Regions from separate parts of the Homo sapiens genome. Here region 1 is linked to region 2. The links are chromatin loops, found by intact Hi-C in ENCODE. Cell type or tissue: gastrocnemius medialis. All regions are shown on one strand. Each heading gives the region's core, and the rest is flanking DNA. Links, peaks and the distances in the headings are about the cores only. Region 1 has its middle 30 kb from the start of PLA2G4F. Region 2 overlaps VPS39 (VPS39 subunit of HOPS complex).

What was found. A loop is a pair of places that touch in the nucleus more often than their neighbours do. Peaks named below come from ENCODE experiments on the same cell type or tissue, not always from the same donor. Only the 100,000 strongest peaks of a DNase experiment are listed, where the experiment ranks them.
Region 1: it touches region 2 in a loop (4-fold over the local background); 1 of 110 quality-filtered maps calls a loop at or near these places.

Annotation. Positions count from the first base shown.
Region 1 is chr15:42,120,305-42,132,666 of GRCh38, reverse strand. No RefSeq gene overlaps it. Among named protein-coding and RNA genes, the nearest start is that of PLA2G4F, 30 kb to the left of the region's middle. In gastrocnemius medialis, for the core only: no CTCF peak of the experiment used is centred there; no DNase peak of the experiment used is centred there.
Region 2 is chr15:42,177,420-42,189,781 of GRCh38, reverse strand. It overlaps VPS39 (VPS39 subunit of HOPS complex), which reads left to right. Exons shown (of 25, transcript NM_015289.5): 5 at 574-668; 6 at 1,926-2,024; 7 at 2,419-2,511; 8 at 5,082-5,265; 9 at 11,212-11,332; 10 at 11,444-11,564. Among named protein-coding and RNA genes, the nearest start is that of MIR627, 16 kb to the left of the region's middle. In gastrocnemius medialis, for the core only: no CTCF peak of the experiment used is centred there; a DNase peak (open chromatin) is centred at 5,261.

The DNA.
Region 1 (12,362 bases), core at 2,944-10,943, 58 kb after region 2:
ACGGGTTGCCGTGAAGGTGAACTGAAATAAGATGTGGAGCGTGGTAAGCACAGTGGCCGGCACACTGGGAGTCCTCAGTAGAAGTGGTTATTATTTCACACAGGGTGCTGATTGCGCTAAGCTGCCCAGGAGTGGCCTCTTGGCTGTTCCTAAGTGACTCAGTCCTCATTACTCCCCACTTTCTGCCAGGTGTATTCAGAGCAGCTTGGCTCAGACCTGGCCTTATTGCTGCCACACTGGTGGGGGTTGGGGTGGTGGTGGCCAGAGTGACCAGTCCTCTGGTCTTAACCCTCACCTAGGCCAGGGGTAGGACCCGGCCTTCTGGGACATTTCACAGGACTGGCTCCTCATCTTTGCCCATGGATCTGCCTCATCTCCCTCCCTCATCTGCTGGCCTGGGGGGAGGTGTCTACTTTTGTGTTTCCCCGTGTGCATGCCTGGCCTTTGCTTTTTCTTTTGTGAGCTGTGCCAGGGGCTCCTGGTGGTGCTGGCTGGCCTCAAAGAGCTGAGGGAAAAGCACTCGGTGTGGAGCCACCCAGAGGGTAGAGCCTGGATGCCTTCATAGATCCCTGCCTTGCTGAGATCGGGAGATTCAAGCTCCCATCCTGTGTGACTGCTGCTGCCACCACCCAGGGAGTAGGTATCTTTGTTAAGAGCTGGGCTTGGAGTAGAGCCAGAGTCAGGGTAGGAGGGGCCTGAAGCCCAGAGCTGTACTCTCATATTCCTGAATGGGAGATGCCAAGCTCCTCAGCCCCCAAGGTGGCTGGAAGGGCCTGGGCTGTTAGAATCTGCTGTGATTTGAAACATGATGTCCCCTCCAAAATTCATGTTGAAAGTTAGTTCCCAGTGCAACAGTATTAACAGATGGGGACTTTGAGAGGTGATTAGACCATGAGGCCTCCACCCTCATGAATGGGGATTAGTGATCTTACAGAAGGGATTCAGGAGGCAAGTTTGCCCTTTCTGACCCATCTGCCAAGTGAGGACACAGTGTTCTTCCTTCTGGAGGATAAAGCCATAGGATGCCACATGGGAAGCAGACAGCAGCCCTCACCACGCAACCCACTGACACCTTGAGAAATACATTTCTGTTCTGTATAAATCACCCAGGCTACAGTGTTCTATTAGAGCAGCACAAACCGAAGACAGGAGCCTTGCTGTCATTCTCCAACCACCTGCAGACTTGTATGTTTACCCCAGTGTACCACATCGATGCCTTCACTTTCCAGGAGTGCCTTCACATGGAAACAGGTGGGAAGTACAGGCTTAAGGGACTGCCAGCCCATCCTCAGCCATACATTTTTGGATCACTTGCTATGATCAACAGCTACAAGGCTACACACTTCATACAAACCCCCTTCTCTGTCCTCACCACACTGACAAGAGGCTCCCCAGATGCACCTGCAGGGTTCACACTTAGTAGAAGCCCGCTGTTGATCCAGGCTTTGGTGCCTCCTCATTGCCCCTGCTCCTGATCTGTGTCTTCCTCTGAGTGAGAGCTGTTGCAGGCAGGCTGCCTTCTCAAGTCTCCCTTGGGGTCCCATATCCTGGCTACAGAGGGGGCCTACATGTCACCAGGGTCACTATCCTGGGTTTCTCATCTTATTTCCCAGACTGAACCTGGCTACTGAAGTCTTGACCTTGGGCATCTAGACCTGAGCTGGGTCTAGACAAGCAGTTCCCGACTGGAGCTCTCAGAGGAGGCTTGCTGTGGGAACCAGCTGACCCTGGGGAATTGGAAATGAGAGGCATTTGGGGCCCCAGGGGTAGAGATTGCCTTTCATTGAGTGCCGTTACAGCCAGGGATTTGCCACCACAGCCTGTGTCATCCTGAGCTTCTAGTGTTTCCTGCTAGGTGTCCCAGAGGACTTTATCCATTAGCAGATGGAAGTGCCCTACTATAGGCTGGAGGAGCTCAAGGCTGCAGGAATGGGGTAGGTGGGCAAAAGAGCAGCTAGGGAGCAGCCTGGGCGTCCAGGACTGTTCTGGAACCTGCTCACTGGGGGGTCTGAGGCATGGAGGAAGCTACTTCCTTATGGTGCAGGGCTCTCAGCTCTGTCTGTAGTTCCACGGCCCTTCTCCGATGCTCCCCATCCCAAACCTTCTTACTACCAATGGGTCCTAGTTTACCAACCAGAGAGGGGGTCAGCAATCTGAGGCTGCTCTTCCTGCAGAGGATCCCAAGTCACAGTCATCCTAGAGGCTCCTTCCCTGGCGCCCTTTATCACAAGCCTAGTGAGTGGCTTCTGCAGAGCTGGTGAAGCCACTGGGGGATTCCTTCCTGGTGAGTTCAGCACGAGTGGAAATAGAGTTGCAGGGAGCCCTGGGAGAAGGTTGAGCTAAGCTGGAAGGGACGTCAGAGGCTAGCTAGGTCAAGTCTCTCATTTTAGGATGAAGAGTAATGTCCCCTTTCATTTCTGATGTTGCTCGCTTGTGTTTTCTCTCTGCTTGATCAGTCTAGCGAAGAGATTTCTCAATTTTATTAAATATTCAAGAAGAGCTAACTTTTGCTTTTGTTTATTCATTATTTTCCCATTTTCTATTTAAATAAATTTTGTTCTTTTTTACTTCCTTCTAATTACTTTGAGTTTAATTTGCTCTTTGTCTAGCTTCTTAAGACAGAAGCTGACCATTTCAACTCAGTGGTTTCCTTTCTTAAAAAGCAGCTTTATTGATGTATAATTGACGTACAAAGAACTGCACATGTTTAATATGTAAAATTTGATGAGTTTGGACGTAGGCAAACACCTGTGATACTATCACCACAATCAAGTCAACACAGTCAACACCTAAAAAAGTTCCTGGTGTTCTTTTGTTTTTGTTTCTGCTTTGTTTTGTTTTTGTTTCCGCTTTGTTTTATTTTTGTTTCTGCTTTGTTTTGTCTTTGTGGTAAGAACACTTAAGGTGAGATCTGCCCTCTAACAAATTCTGAATTCTACAATACCATGTTGTTAACTGTAATACTATGTTGTACAGCAGATCTCCAGAACTTAATTGTCTAGCAAAAGTGAAACTTTATACCCATTGAACAACAATTCCTCATTTCTCTCACACCTAAACTCTGGCAACTACTATGGTACTCTCTGCTTCTATGAGTCTGACTCTTAAAAAATAAATTCCATGAGTCTGACTCTAAAAAATACTGTCATAAAGACAGGCGTATAGACCAATGGAACAAAATAGAGAGCCCAGAAGTAAACATATGTATATGTGGTCAATTGATCTTTGACGAAGGTACCAAGAATATGCAATGAGACAGAGAGGAAATATAGTCTCTTCAAACAAATGTGCTGGGAAAATTGGATATCCACATGCCAAAAAAAGAGAAAATGAAAATGAAGTTAGAACACTACTTTACGCTGTACACAAAAATTAAATGAATTGAAGACTTAAATGTTAGACATGAAACTGTAAAACTCCTAAAAGAAACTATAGGGGAAATTTTCTTGACATTGGCATTGGTAATAATTTATTGGATATGACTCTAAAAGCACAGGGAACAAACCTGAAAATAGATAAATAGGACTACATCAAACCAAAAAACTTCTGCATACCAAGGAAGCAATTAACAGAATGTAAAGGCAACCTACAGAATGGGAGAAAGCATTTGTAAATCATATATCTGATAAGGGTTAATTTCTAAAATATATAAGGAAATCCTGCAACTCAATAGCAAAAAACAAAAACAACAAAAATAACCTGATTTTAAACTGAGTAAAGGACTTGAACGAAATCTCTGCAAAGAAGACATGTGAAATGGCTAACAGATATATGAAAATATGCTCAACATCATTAATTATCAGCCTGTCCCCTCCCCTCCCCTCTTCTCCCCTCCTATCTCTCCCTCTCTTCCTCTCTTCCTCCCTCCCTCCCTCCCTCTCTCTCTCCCTCCCTCTCTCTCTCCCTCTCTCCCCCCGCCGCCCCTCGACAGGGTCTTGCTCTGTCGTTCAGGCTAGAGTGCAGTGGCATGATCTTGGCTTACTGCAGCCTTGACTTCCTGAGCTAAAGTGATCCACCTCAGCCTCCTGGGTAGCTGGGACTAGAGGTGTGCGCCACCACGCCCAGCTAAATTTTTATATATATATAGAGAGAGAGAGATATAGATATTTGTGTGTGTGTGTGTGGAGATAGGGTTTCACCATGTTGTCCTGGATGGTCTCAGACTCCTGGGCTCAAGCTATCTGATGACCTTGGCCTCCCAAAATGCTAGGATTACAGGCATGAGCCACCACACCCAGCCCAGGTTATTTTCTAACATATGCATTTAGAGCTATACACTTCCTTCAAGCACTGTTTAATCTTACACCAGTCAACATGGCTATTCTTAAAAACTCAAAAAATAACAGATGATGGTGAGGTTGTGGAGAAAAGGGAATGCTTATACACTGTTGGTGGGAGTGCAAATTTATTCAGCCCCGGTGGAAAGCAGTTTGGAGATTTCTCAAAGGAGTAAAAATAGAATTACCATTTAACCCAGCAATCCTATTACTGGATATATACCTGAAGGAAAATAAATTGTTCTGCCAAAAAGACACCTGCACTTTTATGTTTATCACAGCACTATTCACAATAGCAAAGACATGGAATCAACCCAGGTGCCCATCAATGGTGGATTGGGTAAAGAAAAATGTGGCACATATACGCTATGGAATACTACACAGCAATAAAAAAGAATGAAATCATGTCCTTTGCAGCAACTTGGATGCAGCTGGAGGCCATTATCCTTAGCAAATTAACACAAACGGAAAGCCAAACACTGCATGTTCTTACTCATAAGTGGGAGCTAAACATTAGATATGCATGAACACAAAGACAGGAACAATAAACACTAGGAATTCCAAAAGCAGGGAGAAAGGAAGGGGGCAAGGGTTGAACAACTACCTATTCAATACTTGTGAAATGGGAAAAGTTCCCTTATCCCCCTGCAGGGCGTGCGATGGGGGTGTGGCTCGCTGCTCAAATCTCTAGGGGAGCATACAGACAGGTTGTGGGGTTCCGACCACATGGCAGTGTCTAGGGGGTGAATGTTTACAGCTGAAGCCCCAGTGGGCGTGTGTTATGGTGTGCTCTTTCAGTTTTGCCATCTTTAGGTGGCTTGTGTCTTCTTCCATGGCTGAGTTCCTCTCAACATCCAGCTGCTTGGCCCGCTAGTGTCTCAGGGTATTTATAGGCACAGGATGGGAGTGTGGCAGGCCAGGGTGGTCTTGGGAAACACAACATTTGAGCACAAAATGGGGATGGAGCCCTCGCCAGGGACCCCGCCCTTCTCTAACCAGAACTTCCCTGTCCCATCCCATATCATTTGGGCGAAGTACTTGGGTTAGAAGCCCAAACCTCAGCATCATGCAATATACCCATGTAACAAACCTATACGTATACCTCCTGAATCTAAAATAAATAAATGGGCTGGATGCAGTGGTTCATGCCTGTAATCCCAGCACTTAGGGAGGCTGACACACAAGAATTGCTTGAACCCGGGAGGCGCAGGTTAGGAGTTCAAGACCAGCCTGGCCAACATGGTGAAACCCGGTCTTACTAAAAATACAAAAAATTAGCTGGGCATGGTGGCACGTGCTTGTAATCCCAGTTACTCAGGAGGCTGAGGCAGGAGAATAACTTGAACCCAGGAGGCAGAAGTTGCAGTGAGTCAAGATTGCACCACTGCACTCCAGCCTGGGTGACAGAGCGAGACTCCATCTCAAAATAAATAAATAAATAAATATAATAAAATAAGTAAGTAGAGGCCGGGTGTGGTGGCTCGTGCCTGTAATCCCAGAACTTTGGGAGGCTGAGCTGGGCTGATGGCCTGAGCTTAGGAGTTCAAGACCAGGCTGGCCACCATGGCGAAACCCCGTCTCTACTAAAATACAAAAAATCAGCTGGGTGTGGTCGCAGGTGCCTGATGGCCAGCTACTCAGGAGGCTGAGGCACAAGAATTGCTTGAACCTGGGGAGGCAGAGGTTTCAGTGAGCCGAGATTGTGCCACTGCACTCTAGCCTGGGTGACAAAGCAAAACTCTGTCTCAAAAAATAATAATAATAAAAATAAGTATATATTTATTACATTGGGGGAAATTGATGTCATAAAGTCATCAATTTCCCCCAATGTAATTCAATTAAAAATAACTATTTTTTTAAGCTAGGGAAGTTAATTGTAAAGTTTATATGAACAGATAAACTTGCAGGAGCCAGGCACGGTGGCTCACACCTATAATCCTAGTACTTTGGGAGGCTGGGGCAGGAGGATCGCTTGAGGCCAGGAGTTTGAGATCAGCCTGGGCAATATAGTGAGACCCCATCTCTTGAAAAAGCAATAATTATGGTGTGAATGGGGGGCAGGGGATGAGCCTTATCAAACATTAAAACATGATAAAGGCCTTATAATTAAAATTATATGCTGCTGACACATAACCAACAGAACAGAATACACAGTATAAAAATAGATGGCAATACATATGAACATTTAGTGTAAACTATACATGATAAGTCACTGAAGAAGAAAATGACTTTTAAATAAGGACATTGTGATAACCAGATAGTTATTTGTAAAATAAAATAAAATTGGATTCACATGCTCCATACCATGTACTAGAAAAACTCCAAGTGAACAAGCAATTATGGCAAGGTTGCAGGACACAAGTTTAATATCTAAAAGTCTATCACTTTCCTATATACCAGCAATGAATGAGTGGAATTTGAAATTAAAAAACACAATACTATTTAGCATCCCCACAAATGAATACTTAGGTATAAAGCTAAAAAATATGCACAACATCTATATGAGGAAAACTATAAAACCACAATGAAAGAAATTTAAAGAACTAAGTAAATGGAGAGATATTCCATATTCATAGTTAGGAAGATGCAATATTGTCAAGATGTCAGTTCTCCACAACTTGATCTATAGTTTTAATGCACTTCCAATCAAAATCCCAGCAAGCTATTTTGTGGATACTGACAAACTGATTCGAAAGTTTGTATGGGGAGGCAAGAAACCCCGAGTAGCCAAAACTACATTAAAGAAGAACAAAGTTGGTAGACTGACACTATCTAACTTAAAGACTAACTATAAAGCTATGATAATCAAGACAATGTGATATTGGTGACAGAAGTTAAGGGGGAGGAAGGGATGAAGACACAGCACAGAGACAAATAGATCAATGGAACAGAATGACAGCCCAGAAATAGACTTACATAAATATACGATCTTTGACAATGGAGCAAAGGCAATACAATAAAGCCGAGTCTTTTCAACAAATGATGCTGGGGCAGCTGGACATCCACATGCAAAAAAAAAAAAAAAATAATGGCTAGACACAGACCTTATACTCTTCACAAAAATTATCTCAAAATGGATAAGAGACTTAAATGTAAAATGTAAAACTATAGAACTCTTAGAAGATAACGGGAGAAAATCTAGATGACTTAGGGTTTTGCAATGACTTTTTGGATACAATACCAAAGGCAACATCCATGAAAGAAATAATTGATAAGCTGGATTTTATTAAAATAAAACATTTCTTGGCCAGGCGTGGTGGTGCACACCTGTAATTCTAGCACTTTGGGAGGCTGAGGCGGGTGGATCACCTGAGGTCAGGAGTTTGAGACCAGCCTGGCCAACATGGTGAAACCGCATCTCTACTAAAAATACAAAATTAGCTGGGCATGGTGGCGCATGCCTCTGATCCCAGCTACTTGGGAGGCTGAGGCAGGAGAATTGCTTGAACCCGGGAGGCAGAGGTTGCAGTGGGCCGAGATTGTGCCACTGCACTCCAGCCTGGGCAATAGAGTGAGACTTTGTCTCAAAAAACAAAAAACAAAAAAAACATTTCTGCTCCTCAAATGACACTGCCAAGAGAATGAGAAGAGAAGCCACAGACTGGAAGAAAATATTTGCAAAAGACATATCTAATAAAGGACTGTTATCCAAAATACAAAGTACTCTTAACACTTGATAAAAAGAAAACAACCCTATTAAAAAATGGGCCAAAGACCTTAACAGACACCTCACCAAAGAAGAAATACAGATGACAGGTACGCATATGAAAAGATGCTCCGTATCATACATCATCAGGGAAATGCAAATTAAAGGAACAATGAAATAGTACTACACATCTATGAGAATGACTAGATCCAGAACACTAACGACACCAAATGCTGGCGAAGACATGGAGCAACAGGAACTTCCACTCATTAATGGTGGGAATGCAAAATGATTCAGTCACTTTGGATACAAATCTGAAGGTTTCTTAAAAAACGAAACATATTCTCCATTTCATTTTGGAATATTTACCCAAAAGAGTTGAAAACTTATCTCTTTACAAAGACTGCACATGAATGTCTATAGCAGCTTTAGCTATAATTGCTAAACCTTAGAAGACACCAAGCTGTCCTTCAGTGAGTGAATTGATGAGCAAGCTGGGGTACATCCAGACAATGGAATATGATTCAGCACTAAAAAGAAATAAGCATTCAAGCCTTGAAAAGACATGGAGGAAACTTAATGTGTATTACTACGTGAAAGAAGCCAGTCTGAAAAGAGTACAGAGTATGATTTCAATTGTATGACATTCTGAAAAAGGAAAAACTAAACGACAGTAAAAAAAAAAATCAGTGATTGCCAAGCGTTAGGTGGGAGGGAGGGATGAAGAGGCAGAGCACAGAAGCTTTTGAGGGTAGTGAATCTACTCTATATGACACTGTAGTGCTGGTTACATGTGGTTACATGTGTCTGAATCCAGAAAATGCAACATTTCTATGTTTCCAAGCATGAAGCCTGGCTTGTTCCCAACCTTGAGACCTCAGCTTACTAGATGGGTGGAAGCCTTCTGTGACCTGCTCTTAATCTCCTCTCTCCTTGGAGGCAGGGAAGCCAATTACACCTTTGTGACTTTTCCTCACCCTATTCTCTGTACTACATGATGTTCAAGGTGAAAGACTTTTACGACCACTTGTTGCACCTGTGCGGCCACAGCGCCATGCTGCAGACCTTGAGGACTTCCCTGATGCACTGGGTCCTGGGATGAGGGGTGGAGGGAAGTCTCCAGAGACCCTTATCTGACCCAGAACCCCCAGGACCCTGAGGGCTACACTCTGTCCCTGCAAAGGCTGGGGATTTAACCCAACCTGCAAGTGGGCATAGCCACAGCCCTCCCTGGGCTGGAGTTTCCCAGCTCTCCTAGGCTTGGGCCACGTCTGCAGCTTGTCTCCCTGCCCAGGGAGCCACATCCCACCTAAAGCTCTCCTTTACATTTATGGCTTCAGAGAAGCCAACAATAAACTCCTCCCCAGACCTATATAGAATACTGGTTCAACCAAACAAAGCATTCACACTAATTATGTTTATGCACAAGCAGGATGAATTTGAAGTGCAGGCCAGAGGAGCCAGCCTAGGGAGTGGGGGCAGGAAGAGGCAGGGATTGCTTAATCTGAGGGGCGACTTCAGGTACAGAGAGGAACATGAACCATCAGGCATCATAGCATGTCCCAAGGACACTCACTTCCTGTTTCCCATTCAAGCTCCATGATCTAAGAATTTCATGTCAACCTGGAACTGCGGCTGCCCTCACCCAGGTGGTGCACAACACAGATTTGGGACAGATCCTCTCAGGACCCTCCCTCTAAGAAAGCCCAGCATTAGGGAAGGGGCCTGTGTTAGTTCAGGTGCTCTAAAGTGGCCAAGATGGGATTATTTGTGCCAGAGACTTGTTAAAGTAAACACCTGTGAATGAGGAAGGAAAGGGGCAGGAGAGCCTTCAGATTGTAATACCATTTGGACACCTATGAAAGGAGACAGGGAAGGAAGGGGCGATGGAAGGAAGGGCCTCAGACTCAGTTCTAAGAAAATTCCAGCCCGGCTGATGGGAGTCCTGGAGCCATAGTTGCCCATTAGAGGGGTCCCATATCCCACAGGAATGGGCAGACACTAGTGCCCCACCACGTTCTGTCTTTGGCTAGGAGTAACTCAAGAAAGCGTGGCCTTGGTGTGAACGCAGTGATAGCTCCAGAGGGTGGCCAGGGACTGGTGGTCACTATAAGCCTGCAGCAGGTTCTTTTGAAGGAGGTCTGATTTTCATGCTTGCCACAGGGTCTTCGGTGTTTCCCATTTCTTTCTGTCTTCTGCATTTATTTTGGGTTTTCTCTCTGTGTTCCCTATTTTATCACAAACTCTTGTTTTTAATAATATTGTTATATAGCCTCTGTTGAATACTTGTTTTGTGTCAAACATTTTACATATGTGTTTTCCTTTATCCTCACAATTCTGTGAGGGAGGTAATATTATTCATGTTTTATAGATGTAGAGACTGAGGCTCAGAGAATTGTTATTTATCCAAGAACATTAAAGTCAAAAGTGACAAAGCCATACCTTGAACTCAAACTCAGGGCTTTTTTTTTTTTTTTAATTCCAACACCCAAAGAATTAGCCACCATACTACCGTATGCCTTTGAGCACTTGGCTTTTTTTTTTCGCATCTTGTGTTTTAGGCATGAATGTGGAGAAAGTAAGGGGCCTGAGTTCAACAACAACAACAAAAAGTCTTTGCATTTGGGAAACTTCCAATGAAGCCAGATACAGGGCTGACAGGAGTGCCTTCAGCCTCCAGAGTGAGCTGGGCTGAGCCCCAGGGATAATATGTGTGTGTGTGTGTGTGTGTGTGTGTGTGTATCTGTGTGTATCTACCCTGATCTGACTGGCTGCTGTTACACCCAGGCCCTGAAACCCTGAGGGCCCCCTCAGCTCCACCCTGATCTGGGTGAGGACAGGCTTCCAGTGTGGATTGCACAAGGTACTTCTTGCAACCTGTGGACCCCTCCAGGGCCAGGCCCAGAGCCAGCCGGCAGAGCTCAAGCTCAGGACTAGGGCAGGGAGGTCCAGCAGGCTGTTAGTCACCAGTACCAGGGCTGGCCTGTCACTTGGCCTATTCTGCCCAGTCTGCAGTGCAGCTGAGCCCTTTCGGGAGTAGGCACAAAGGGTGAGCATCTTTATGCTAATGACAGTGCTGACCACTCGCAGAAGGACTGAACAACCAGATGAGTGGGATGGATCGTCCAGTGGTTGTCAATCAGCCCTGTCCTCAGCCATCTTAATGTTTGTGCTCCCAAATGGAGCAGAGATGGAGGCAGTACAGGGGTCCAATAGCATAGGATCCCCATTCCAAGACTGACCTAGCTACTGACACTGCTGATTGTCGAACCTGCCAGCTGCAAAGACTGACACCGAGTCTGCAATAAGGCACCCAGGAGCTCAACTGACCGCTGATGGCAAGCTGATTATACAGGACCCCTTCTGTCCTGAAAAGGACAATTCATACTTACTGAAATGGACACACATTCTGTATGTGGATTACCTTTCCGGCTTCCTGCACCTCAGCAAGCACGACAATCCAACGACTTACACAATGTCTAATCTACATATGACTGTGCATAACAGCAACTTAGAGTAAGGGAGGCAGTGTGGTGCATATCACATCAACCACCAACTATTGCCCAATAGAGTGGCGAGATGGCCTCCTGAAGATGCATGGAGGAGCTAGTTTGGGGATAGTGTGCTATCTTCAGGATGCAATACACATCTGAAGCCAATGGCCATTGCATGTGCATTTGTCCCCACTAGGTAGAATGGATGGTCCAGGGTCCAAGCGGTAGAAGTAGGAGTGGCTCTGCTCATCACTATTCTAAGTGACCCACCTGGGGAATTTATGCTTCTCTTCACAGAAACTTTAGACTCTGTGGGTCTAGAGCTCCTGGTTCCTGGGGGCAGGAGCGGGAAATGCTTCTATTGGAGGACGCCATAGGAGTCCCAATAATCTTACAGCTATGGCTGCAGCCTGGCCACTTTGGCCTCCTCATGCTGGTAGATCAGCAGGCAAAGGAAGGGGTTACAGCTCCAGCAGGGGTAATTGATCTGATCATCAGGAAGACACAGAGCTGCTGCTATACAGTGGGATGATGGGGGCAGGGAGGAATATGTTTGGCACTCAGGTGATCCTGGGTTTGCTTTTTTCTATGTGAAATTTTGCATGTAAAAATGGGTAAATATAGCAACCATGGTCTGAGTAAAGCATAACTTGAGCTTCAGACTCCTCTGAGATAAAGGTCTGGAACACCCCTCCTGAGAGCCACAGAGAGCAGCAGGAGTGCTCGCTGAGAGGCAAGAGAACCTAGAGTGGGTGGTGGAGGAGGAAGATGATGAGTATCAGTGACAGATTGAGACAAACTGTGGTGGTGTGGGCTGTAGTTCATTCCACTAACTCTTCTCCTGTAAATGTTCCCACAAATTGTGACCAGCCAGAATCCTGGAAAAGCTGTGCCTAGATTGAATGAAGTTAATATGGGAAGCAATTGGATCTCAGTGGTTTGGGA
Region 2 (12,362 bases), core at 2,007-10,006:
GTGAAAGATCTCTTTTACTCAAGTCAGCCCCAATTTTTTTTTTTTTTTTTTTTGAGACGGAGTCTCACTCTGTCGCCCAGGCTGGAGTGTAGTGGTGCAGCCCTGGCTCACTGCAACTTCTGACCTCCTGGGTCAAGGGATTCTCCTGCTTCAACCCCCTGAGTAGCTGGGATTACAGGCACCCACCACCATACCCAGCTGATTTTTGTATTTTTAGTAGAGACAGGGTTTCACTGTGTTACCCAGGCTGGTCTCAAACTCTTGACCTCAAGTGATCTGCCTGTCTCAGCCTCCCAAAGTGCTGGGATGACAGGTGTGAGCCACCATGCCGGGCCAAGCTCAAATGTTTAAGGAAGAAAATATCCAAGTTTAGAAGACCAAGTGACCTCTTAAATGCTTTGTACTGGTTATAGGTGAGAATGAATCATCCTAGTGAAACTGAAGGGACATCTTCAACCAACATCTGCCATTTGCTTCTTCTAGATGTTAACACAGTTACTTTTTTTGCCTCGATAGTGGCTATGCTAGAGAATTATGATCATTGATCCTGATGTTATACCTCCTCCCAAACAGAAAATAACATTTATGTCCATGACCTATTGACATTTCAACAAATCACTACGGTTTCAAAGGCAAAGGGAGCATCACTGTTTACTTGTGACCTCCAGGTAAGTTTACCCAAGATGAAATTTGGCTTTATGCTTTAATCAATACAGTCTTTCCTACATCATTCCTACCATTAGATGGGAAGAATGACACTGATGATCCATACCCAACAGAGACTCCAAAGATTATTTATTTATTTATTTTTTTCCTGAGATGGAGTCTTGTTCTGTCGCCCAGGCTAGAGTGTAGTGGCACGATCTCGGCTCACTGCAACCCCTGCCTCTCGGGCTCAAGTGATTCTCTTGCCTCAGCCTCCTGTGTAGCTGGGACTACAGGTGTGCACCACCACGTCCGGCTATTTTTTGTATTTTTTTAAATTAGAGATGGGGTTTCACCATGTTGGCCAGGCTAGTCTCGAACTCCTGACCTTAGGTGACCTTGGCCTCCCAAAGTGCTGGGATTACAGGCATGAGCCACTGCACCCGGCCCAAAGAGAATATTTAATTGTATTAGAGAAATTTCTCTGTTGGTGCATAGTGTGAAGTTGAAGCGTTTGCATTCCCTGTGCGTGGGTTAATGAGAATCTAATACTATTGGCAAGAGGCAGCTAACCGAGGACAAAAACTCTCGTCCTGGACAAACCATTGTTGGGAAAGCAAGACTGTAACAATATCATGAAGATAATTATAAGACATTAAATGGAGTCTTGTTCTAAACAGATCACTGAGGTCTTTGTCATTAGGGACTTTTCATTGTTCAGAAAAGATATCGCTCTTTATTTTTGCCAATTTATCATTCTTTTATTCTTCAGAATCTGCCTCACCCCTCTCTCTACTCAACTTACCATTTTTTAGCATTTATGTTCTACATTGACACTGCATCATTTTATGCTTAGGAATACTCTTTTCCTTGCTCTTTAAAGGCTTAAAAGTGGGCTTGATGTCACTGGCACATGGTCACCCTTAACCCAGCATGCATTGACAGCCAGGAGCAAGAAACATTTAAGAGCAAAAAGGAGGGAGGAGTTATATAGGGGAAGGACTGCCCCAGGATTTTCTCCTCTGAATTGTGAATGTCCATGTGATTTGCTGGTGCTGTGGTCTTTGGCTGGCAACCCTTCGGGAGGAAGTGTTCCTCAGTCACTTGTTTCTTAGCGCATCTTAGAGAATGGTGTTCTGCTCAGCTTTCCTGGCAGGATGACTGTGTTACAGGGAATTTTCAGAGTAGTAGCAATTTCAAGGTAGACAATCTCTAATTTAGTTATCACTCAGTTAGAGAGAGTCATTGTATTTTCATTTGCTCTGCATGTCTCCTCCCAGCACACAGAGACCGGTGAGGAGGTGTTACGGATGTGTGTGGCAGTAAAAAAGAAGCTGCAGCTCTATTTCTGGAAGGACAGGGAATTTCATGAATTGCAGGTAAGTCCACTGTTCCTTGGTCCATGGTTGGGTGGGAGCTGCTGCAGTGGCTCGGTTCTAGTGAAGTTCAGGACTCCAGTCTTGTCATTCTACGCAAATGAATACTCTGGTATGAAGTGCATGAGAGCTTGTTGATGCCTACTTGTAATATGATTCTACAGTGTTTTTATAGATTGGTTTATTTCAAAGTGGGTTTTCACCTTTTCCAAATGTACTTTGTCCAGTTCATGGACTTGTATTTTTATTAAGGGTAGTTTCCTGGCCTTGTGCCTGTAGAATTGTGCCCGATGAGGGTGAGGGTTGTTTTGCAGAATGGAGGTTGCAGAATAACAGGAAAGTCATGATTTTTTAAAAAAATATTTATTTCATTCAGATCCTTGCTCTCTTTTTTCAGGGGGACTTTAGTGTGCCAGATGTGCCCAAGTCCATGGCGTGGTGTGAAAATTCTATCTGTGTGGGTTTCAAGAGAGACTACTACCTAATAAGGGTAAAATCTTATTATTTTGCAAATATCATTAGTTTATCTTGGGGAAGATGATTATCTGCTCCAAACTCCAGGTCAAGCGACCACTTTAAGTAGAGCTTTTGGCATAACAGGATTTGTTATTTGTATGTGTAGTTATCATTCATGCTCAGCATTTTTCACAAATAGGATATCTTTGTAACTTAAGTCAGTCCAAGAGTCAACGCTCAGTTCTTTACGTAATGATGATCCACAGTGTGTATTTTACTATTGGGACAGATAATGAAGGCTGTTTGCCTCTGTCCAGTGGATCATCATGGACTGCTATCCTAAGGCTTCAGTGCTTAGGAATTTTAAACTAATTTTAGTATAAACTTAAGTATTTTTAAGACTTTGAGTTTCCTCTCCTGCCGTCAAATCTTTTTGTATGTTTGTACTAAAAGTGATTCTCACTATTTTTTTAAATTTCAAAAGCCACGTGTTTTTACACGTGTTTATTACAGAAAATATAGATAAGGAGATAAAGGAAGTGCAAATCAACCATAGTCCCCCCACTCAGAAATAGTCACTGCCAACTTCTTGGTATATGAACTTCCATCCTATTGGTAAAAATACTATGCTATACAATTGTTTTATGACCTGTGTTTTCTCTTAACGTAAGTTGTAAATATCCATGACGTTGTTTTTCTCCAATATGCATACTATATGTAGAAAAGATTGACACACTGTTCGTTTCATTGAATAATCTAAATCTCTTAGCTTCACACCCCTTGTAATTCAGACATGGCAATTCTAGAAGCCTCTCTCTCTACCTTCCACTGGGTGAGCTCTTCATTGGTTATTTTATTTTATTTGAGACAGGGTACCCCTCTGTCACCCAGGCGGGAGTGCAGTGGCAGGATCTTGGCTCACTGCAGCCTCCGTCTCCTGGGCTCAAGCAGTCCTCCCACCTCAGCCTCCCAGGTAGCCCAGATGCCTACCACCATGCTCAGCTAATTTTTGTATTTTTTTTTTTTTTGTATTTTTGTAGAGATGGGGTCACAATATGTTGCATAGGCTGGTCTTAAACTCCTGGGCTCAAGCAGCCCTCCTGCCTCAGCCTCCCAAAGTGCTGAGATTACAGCCACCATGCCTGGCCCCATTGTTATCTTGTTAATATATTTGTTCCATCTTTGTGTCATTTGAATATCCTGATTTTATCAGCATCAGAGTTGCAGACTCCTGGAGGAGTCACTGCTGTGCCACTGACTCAATAGCAAGTAGGCCTACAGATGGTGAGAGAGCGCACAAGGAATAAGGGAACTGAGCAAAAGCTGGACTTAAGGCTCTCAGTTCTCTGACTGCCTTGGATGCTGACATCACCTTCAGGGTGGGAAACCTTGCTTTAGGACCAGGCTATTCAGAAATTACTTATTTACATACAGTAAAATTTATTCTTTTTGGTGTACAGTTCTGTGTTTTGACAAATGCTTAGATTTATGTGACTAATGCCACAATCGAGATTCACAACACTACCATCACCCCCCAAAATTCCCTCATATTGAAGTCAGCCTCTCCTTCTGTTCCTAGACCTCTGGTAACCACTCATCTGTTCTTCATCTCCTATAGCTTTGCCTTTTCCAGAATGTCATATAAATTGAATGACACAATATGTAGGCTTTTGAGTCTGGCTTCTTTCACTTAGCAGAATGCACTGGAGATTTATCCATGTTGTTGTGTGTGTTAATAGTTTATTCTTTCTCATGGCTGAATAGTAGTCTATGGCAAGGTGTTTGTTTATCCATTCATCAGTTGATGGACAAAGTTGATTTTGGCCAGGCGCGGTGGCTCACACCTTTAATCCCAGCACTTTGGGAGGCCGTGGCGGGTGGATCACGAGGTCAGGAGATTGAGACCATCCTGGCTAACACGGTGAAACCCCATCTCTACTAAAAATACAAAAAAAAAAATTAGCCTGGCGTGGTGGCACACGCCTGTAGTTCCAGCTACTCAGGAGGCTGAGGCAGGAGGATTGTTTGAACCCAGGAGGCGGAGGTTGCAGTGAGCTGAGATTGTGCCACTGCACTCCAGCCTGGGCGACAGAGCAAGACTGTCTCCAAAAAAAAAAAAAAAAAAAGTTGTTTTCAATTTTTAGCAATTTTGAATAAGCATCTAAGACATTTGCATACAAGCGTTTGTGTAAACATACATTGGCATTCCTGGGCAAATGCCTGGGAATGGGATTGCTGGGGCATATGGTAAGTGTATCTTTAAGGGGCATATGGCAAGTGTATCTTAAACTTTGTAAGAAACCAACAAACAAAACAGCTGCACCATTTTGCATTCCCACCAGCAGTGAATGTGAGTTCTAGTTGCTCTGCATTCTTGCCAGCACCTGGCATTGTCAGTTGCCAGGCTAGATGCTTTCCTTTGCATTAGAGAACGGGTTTTACATTGTGATAACAACGGTTATTATAATAAACTCTGTAACATTTTCTTATGTCAAACAAGGAATATTATTGGCTTCTCTAGGTTTCGGGTTCTATCTGGATTTTTCCTGTGTTCTTACCTCTGGCTGGGGAATGCTAGGTGACTCACTCTGTTTCTTCCTATAGGTGGATGGAAAGGGGTCCATCAAAGAGCTCTTTCCAACAGGAAAACAGCTGGAGCCCTTAGTTGCACCTCTGGCAGATGGAAAAGTGGCTGTGGGCCAGGATGATCTCACCGTGGTACTCAATGAGGAAGGGATCTGCACACAGAAATGTGCCCTGAACTGGACGGACATACCAGTGGCCATGGGTGAGACCAACAGTAGCTGCTGTTTCCCACTTTGGGTTGAGGTTGTGTGCCATTCCTGCAGAACGGAGTCCCATTCGTAGCTTTAGCAGACTGGTTTACGTTGTGTCATTCACTTTCAGTTCCCCTTCTTATAAGTAGATGACATTTTAGGGTCATTAAAAATGGGATAGTCTAGTTCTTGCAAGAAGCTGAGTTTTACTCCAGAGGGGGAAAACATATAAACAGAAATGTTTATTTTAGGAAGTGATTATCTACTGCTATCTTTTACTTCTTAGTTTTTTTCTTCCTCCTTTTTTTAAGAGTTTTGATTGTGTCCTCTGCCAAATAGACTACATTTGGAAATTAGTGGAAATTCCTTGTGTATTCCTATAGTATGAGTAATTCCATATTGAAGGGTTTTTGATATAGTAATTCCATGTTGAAGGGTTTTTCTATTGTTGCTTTTTTTTTTTTTTTTTTTTTGTAGCTTAGAGGCACAGACAACATTTAGGTGATTTTGGTGTCAGCCTCTATTCTACGCATTAGGTGCTTCTGTTCTTATGCTTGCTTCAGGTTCCCAGCTCTCCACAATGGAATTGCCTGGAAGCATATAACCACTCTTGCCCCATTTTATTTTCAGTCGGAAGAGTGAGCATTACTAAAATAGTTACTGCTGTGAAGTGGGACGTACTGACATGCTTTCTGTCTTTAAAGACCCCTGTCTCTGGAGACAAGGGTTACAGTCTTGGATAAAGAGACAAAACAAGGCACTGCTTAAGGTGTTAAATTGGATGAGTTAAAATTCAGTAGTTCAGAGAAAGGGAAGTTTGTTGTTTAATTAGGAAGAAGTTTCATTACATAGGTAAGACTGAACTATGGACTAGGTCAGGCAGGGAGTTTGGAACCTGGCTTGAAGAAAAATTTCCATTCAATCTAGGCAGAAAGCCCAATAAATGAGTAGAAGTCCAAAGAAAGACATGCCGATTTGGGAGAGGGTATTACAGAGCCTGACTTGATACAGGTGGTCTGAATTACAGAGCAGTGAAATAGGGCCAGTTGGTAGATGTCCGTGAGAAGGTCTGGGAGGCCAGTAGATTCCTGAATGGTAGAATGTCTTGATAAAAGCATCATGTTCTGGCCGGGCACAGTGGCTCACGCCTGTAATCCTAGCACTTTGGGAGGCTGAGGCAGGCAGATTGCCTAAGCTCAGGAGTTCACAATCAGCCTGGGCAACATGGTGAAACCCCGTCTCAAACACGAAAAAAAAAAAAAACTAGCTGAGTGTGGCAGTGTGTGCCTGTGGTCCCAGCTACTTGGGAAGTTGAGGCAGGAGAACTGCTTGAAGGGAGGGGGAAGTTGCGGTGAGCCGAGATTGTGCCACTGCACTCCAGCGTGGGTGACAGAGCAAGACTCCCGCCTCAAAAAAAAAAACAAAAAACACATCATGTTCTAGGGTGATTGTTCTGGTTGTGGTTAGAGATAAGTAGACTAGAAGGAAGAGAAATCAAAAGGTCAGTATTTTAAAAGGCCCAGGATTATGGATAGTCACAAGTTTGAGGGGCTTATGGAGCTTTATGAGAGGCTTTCCCGATGTTCTAGGCGACCTTGTTTTCCCTTCAGAAGAGGAACTTTGGTAGATGAGTTTAAGAGGCATGTAAAAGTCAAGCGTGTTTCTGATTTCCCAGGATGAGAGTTCCTGTCTTCCAACCTTCGTTAGTGCCTGGGGCCTTCATCAGTGCTTCTCAAAACCATGTCTGTGTCTTACTGCTGAAGAAAGTTTTGAGGCACTTGCCCTGTGAGGTCTCCTTTGACCCACAGGCAGGATTAGTCACTTCTTGGTGCTTCCCTAACCCTTTCAGGTATCTCTGTCACAGCAACTTGTCACACGTGAGCGATCTGTCTCCTCTGTTCCTGTAGGAGCTCTGTGAGGTCTGGATGCATGTCTTGATCCACTTTGAGTCCTTACTACATAGTACAGTGCCTGAAACATCAGAGCGTGTAAGAAAATGCTTGCTGAATAATTGCATCATTATCCTGGTCAGTCATTATTTATATGCCTGCTGTACACCAGCCAGTCTCCCAACTTTTGGAGATATAAAGAGATCCAGACCATCTCTATTGTCAACAAAAGATATGACAACCAAAGGGGTTTCTGTTATAGATTACCTTTTTAATTAAATGAGAACGTATTCAAGTGGGACAGATTTTAAAAGGAGAAAGAAATTTTACATATGTTATACAAGTTAGCACTAAAGAAAATTGTACTAACTTTTCAAAATGAGGCCAGCATAAAAATAAAATAAAAAATTCAATATAAAACAATATGCTTTTAATTTCATTTTTCTGGTAAGATGAAAAATATCAGTATAATAGCAGTAGCGTTCAAAATGATAGAAATATAACTTAGTTCTCAAGTTACTCATTTCTGAGTTCCCTCATAGCTTTGAAATTTTATTGTACTATTCATTGATAGTATAAATTGCAAATATAATAGGAAAAACTTTTTATCAGAAAATGGATAATTAAACTAGTGCAGCGACTCATGCCTGTAATCCCAGCACATTGGGAGGCTGAGGCAGGAGGACTGCTTGAGCCCAGGAGTTTGAGACCAGCCTGGGCAACATAGTGAGACCCTGTCTCTACAAAAAATACATTTAAGAAATTAGCTGGGCATCGTGCTGTACGCATATATTCCCAGGACTTGGGTGGCTGAGGTGGGAGGATTGCTTGAGCCTGGGAGATGGAGGCGGCAGTAAGCCGTGATCACACCACTCACTGCATTCCAGCCGGGCCTATAGAGAGAGACTCTGTCTCAAAAAAAAAAAAGGATAATTAGAAATATTAGCAAATTAGACACACTAAGAAATTATTTTTATGAATATATATTTTGAAGTTAAATTTCTATGTGGTAATTATGCATCTAGTGGTTTGCTTTTTACTAATTTTTTTACTTTTAAAAACATTTTTATTTTTAAATGTAAAAAACACATAACATACAATTTACCACCTGAACCATTTTTAAGTGTACAGTTAAGTGGTATTACGTATGTTAACATTGTGGTACAATAGATCTTCAGAACTTTTTTATGTTGCAAAACTGAAACTCTATACCCATTAACAACTCCTCAGTTCTTCTCCCTCCAGTCCCTGAAGCCACCATTCTCCTTTCTGCTTCTATGAATTTGACATCTTCTAGATACCTCATATAAGGGAAATCATACAGTATTTGTCTTTCTGTGACTGCCTTGTTTAATTTAGCATAATGTCCTCAAGGTTCATGCCTTCCTTTTTAAGGCTGAACCTTAAAAAGGTAATATATATTCCACTTAAAAAGGTAATAAAATAATTACTTAAAAAAGTAATAATATTCCACTGTGTGTATATACCACATTTTGTTTATCCATCCGTTCGTGGATACTTGGGTTACTTTCACCATTGGCTGCTGTGAATAATGCTGCTACGAACATGTGTGTGCAAATATCTCCTTGAAATCCTGATTTTCAACTGTTTTGAATATGTACCCAGAAATGAGATTCCTGGACCATATGGTGATTCTATTTTTAATTTTCTGAGGAACCACCATACTGTTTTCCATAGCGGCCGCACCATTTTACAGTCCCACCAACAGTGCGCAAGGGTTCCAATTTTTCCATATTCTTGTCAACACTTGTTATTTTCATTTTTTTAATAGTAGCCATCCTAAAGGCGTATGAGGTGATATCTCACTGTAGTTCTTTACGGATTCTTGATATAGCACAGAATATAGTCATAGAAAATATTTCTATTATCTCTAAGTTAGTGAAATTATGTTTCATATAGTATACAAACAATAAATTTATCTTACAGTTCAGTGTAAGGTAAAGCAGATCCTTATTCAGTCTTGTTCTGAGATTTGTGTTTTTAAAGATATGTTTTGTGTTGCTTATTTTCTAAATTCCCTCCATTTATGTTAAATCTCCTTCACCATACAACTTCTCAAATATTGGAAGACTTGATTTGCAATGATTTTATGGTTTTGTCAGTCTGCTTTTTGCATGCTGACTTCTTTAGCACTGTGTGGAATTGTTCTGCTTCATCCAGCATTTTAAGCTTTGGACTGTCACATGCTTGTCAAAAAGTACAGAAAAATATAGTGGATATATTAAAAGTTATTTTCAAAAGAGAGAGGAAGAGTGAAGAAAAGGAGTATAACCCAATAATTTGTACTGGATCAGAAGGGTAAATTTGGGGTCATGGATAGATGAATGAAAGGTTTTTTTTTAGATATAATAGAGGAAAACAATTTTAAGACTCGACAGCAAGTATCAAATAGAAATGCCTTCACTGAGAAGTCCATCCAGCCACCTTCTCTGTGTACCATTAAGCCATGTCTTAGTTCATTTGTGCAGCTATAACAGAATACCACAGACTAGGTAATTTATAAAAACCAGAAATTTGTTTCCTCACAGTTTTGGAGACTTGGAAGTCCCAGATCAGGGTGCCGGCATCTGGTGTCTGGTAAGGGCCTTCTTGATGCTCCTTCACATGGTGGAAGGAGAAGGGTAAGAGAAAGATGAGCTCTGCATTCTCACATGGCAGAAGAGAGAGAACCCACTCCACAAGCCCTTTTTATAGTGCATTAATCTATTGATGAGGCTGGAGCCTCACCACCTAAACACCTCCCATTAGGCCCCACCTCCCAACACTTTTGCACTGAGGATTAAGTGTCCAATGCATAAGTTGGGGAGGGAATAAAAATAGCCAAACCATAGCAGCCATCAGGTGGAGCATCACACCTTTTCTCTGTGAAAATCTCTAGCAGAAACAACATTGGCTAGAAATGTGGAACTCTTCCCTTAGAGTAATTTTAGGGAAAACAGAATTTGCCTTCCCCCTACCTTTCTTTTTTATTTCTTTTTTTTTTATTTTTTATTTTATTTATTTATTTATTTATTTATTTATTTATTTATTTATTTATTTATTGAGATGGAGTCTTGCTCTGTCGCCCAGGCTGGAGTGCAGTGGTGCATCTCGGCTCACTGCAAGCTCCGTCTTCCAGGTTCACGCCATTCTCCTGCCTCAGCCTCCCGAGTAGCTGGGACTACAGGCGCCTGCCACCACGCCCGGCTAATTTTTTTGTATTTTTTTTTTTTAGTAGAGACAGGGTTTCACCATGTTAGCCAGGATGGTCTCGATCTCCTGACCTCGTGATCCACCTGCCTCAGCCTCCCAAAGTGCTAGGATTACAGGCGTGAGCCACTGCACCCGGCCTTTCCCCCTCCCGCCACTTTTCTAAGAGAATGAAAGAAGAGGTTCTGTTACCTGGTTCTCCCACTGATGCATTGTTATGGGCAGCTGCAACTGGCCTTTGTCTGGCCTGGCTTTGTGACTGATGAAAAAGGAGCAAGTGAAACTTTTATCCAGTTCTTTGGGGAATAAGGCAGGAGTGGGATCAGGTGACTGTCAGCACAGCTGATGTGTCTTTTTTGTGCAAGAGATTTCTCTGATCATAACTCAAGCAAAGCAATTTTTTTTTATTTTTCTTTTTTTTAGAGTCAGGATCTCACTCTGTCACCCATGCTGGAGTGCAGTGGTGCAGTTATGGCTCATTGCAGCCTCAAACTCCTGGGCTTAAATGATCTTCCCACCTCAGCCTCCTGAGTAGCTGGGACTACAGGTGTGCACCACCACACCTGACTAATTTTTTAATAAATGTTTTTGTTGAGGCAGTGTCTCACTAAGATGCCTAGGTCGGTCTCAAACTTCCGGCCTACGTGACCTTCCCACCTCAACCTCTCAAGTTGCTGGGATTACAGGCCAATTTTTTTTTTCTTTCTTTCTGAATCACAGTGTAAGATCCTGGCTTGATATTTGACTAGGGGACTTTTTGGAGATCCATTTAAATGTATCTTAGAATGGGCAGCTGAAACACTCCATAAACCCAAAGCCTTAGACCGGAACAACTGCTGTGTATGTTCTCTTTCACAGAGCACCAGCCTCCCTACATCATTGCAGTGTTGCCTCGATATGTTGAGATCCGAACATTTGAACCGAGGCTTCTGGTCCAAAGCATTGAATTGCAAAGGCCCCGTTTCATTACCTCAGGAGGGTAAGGAATTTCTTTTTTTGCTATGGCTGTATATTATCCCAAAGTTGTAAAGTCACCTGTGTCATCACAAAGCCTGTGATCTTTTGCTAATATTCTTACTCTTGCTTCCAGATCAAACATTATCTATGTGGCCAGCAATCATTTTGTTTGGAGACTCATCCCTGTCCCCATGGCAACCCAAATCCAACAACTTCTCCAGGACAAGCAGTTTGAATTGGCTCTGCAGCTCGCAGTAAGTCTTGTTCCTGACTAGTCTTCCTTCCTTATTGTTCTTGAAAGTAGGTGATTTGGGTTTCAATGTTCATATTTATTTTGGGTTAGTAGAATAAGCACATAGCTGAAAGTCCAGGGCCTTGAATACTAGGTCTGACTCCACCGTAAAATATCTATGTAACTCTAAGTGAGTTTACTTTTTCACTTTATCTGTCAAATGTAGAATGAATATCAATTCTAGTAATAGTACCTTGTAGAATTAAGGTGAGAGTCCGGGAGCAGTGGCTCACGCCTGTAATCCCAGCATTTTGGGAGGCCAAGGCGAGCAGATCACCTGAGGTCAGGAGTTCGAGACCAGCTTGGCCAACATGACAAAACCCTGTCTCCACTAAAAATACAAAAATTAGCTGGGCATGGTGGCAGGAACCTGTAATCCCAGCCACTCAGGAAGCTGAGGCAGGAGAATTGCTTGAACCCAGGAGGTAGAGGTTGCGGTGAGCCAAGATCATGCCACTGCACTCCAGCTTGGGTGACATAGCGAGACTCTGTCTCAAAAAACAAAAAAAAAAATTAATGGGAGAATAAAATAATTTAATATATTGTATGGTCATGAAAAATTAAAGATAATGGAGACATTAAAGTTTAGTAGCAATCATAAATATACTGTTATAGTAAAGTTGAATGCAACAACTAGAGGACCCCTCAAAATTCCTTTCCACAGTAGACTCCTATGTTTGGATAAGTAGGCTTTCTTTTGATATTCTGAAACTACTTCAAGTTGTTGTATTCAGCCAGGCGGCAGTCTTATATTTATGAT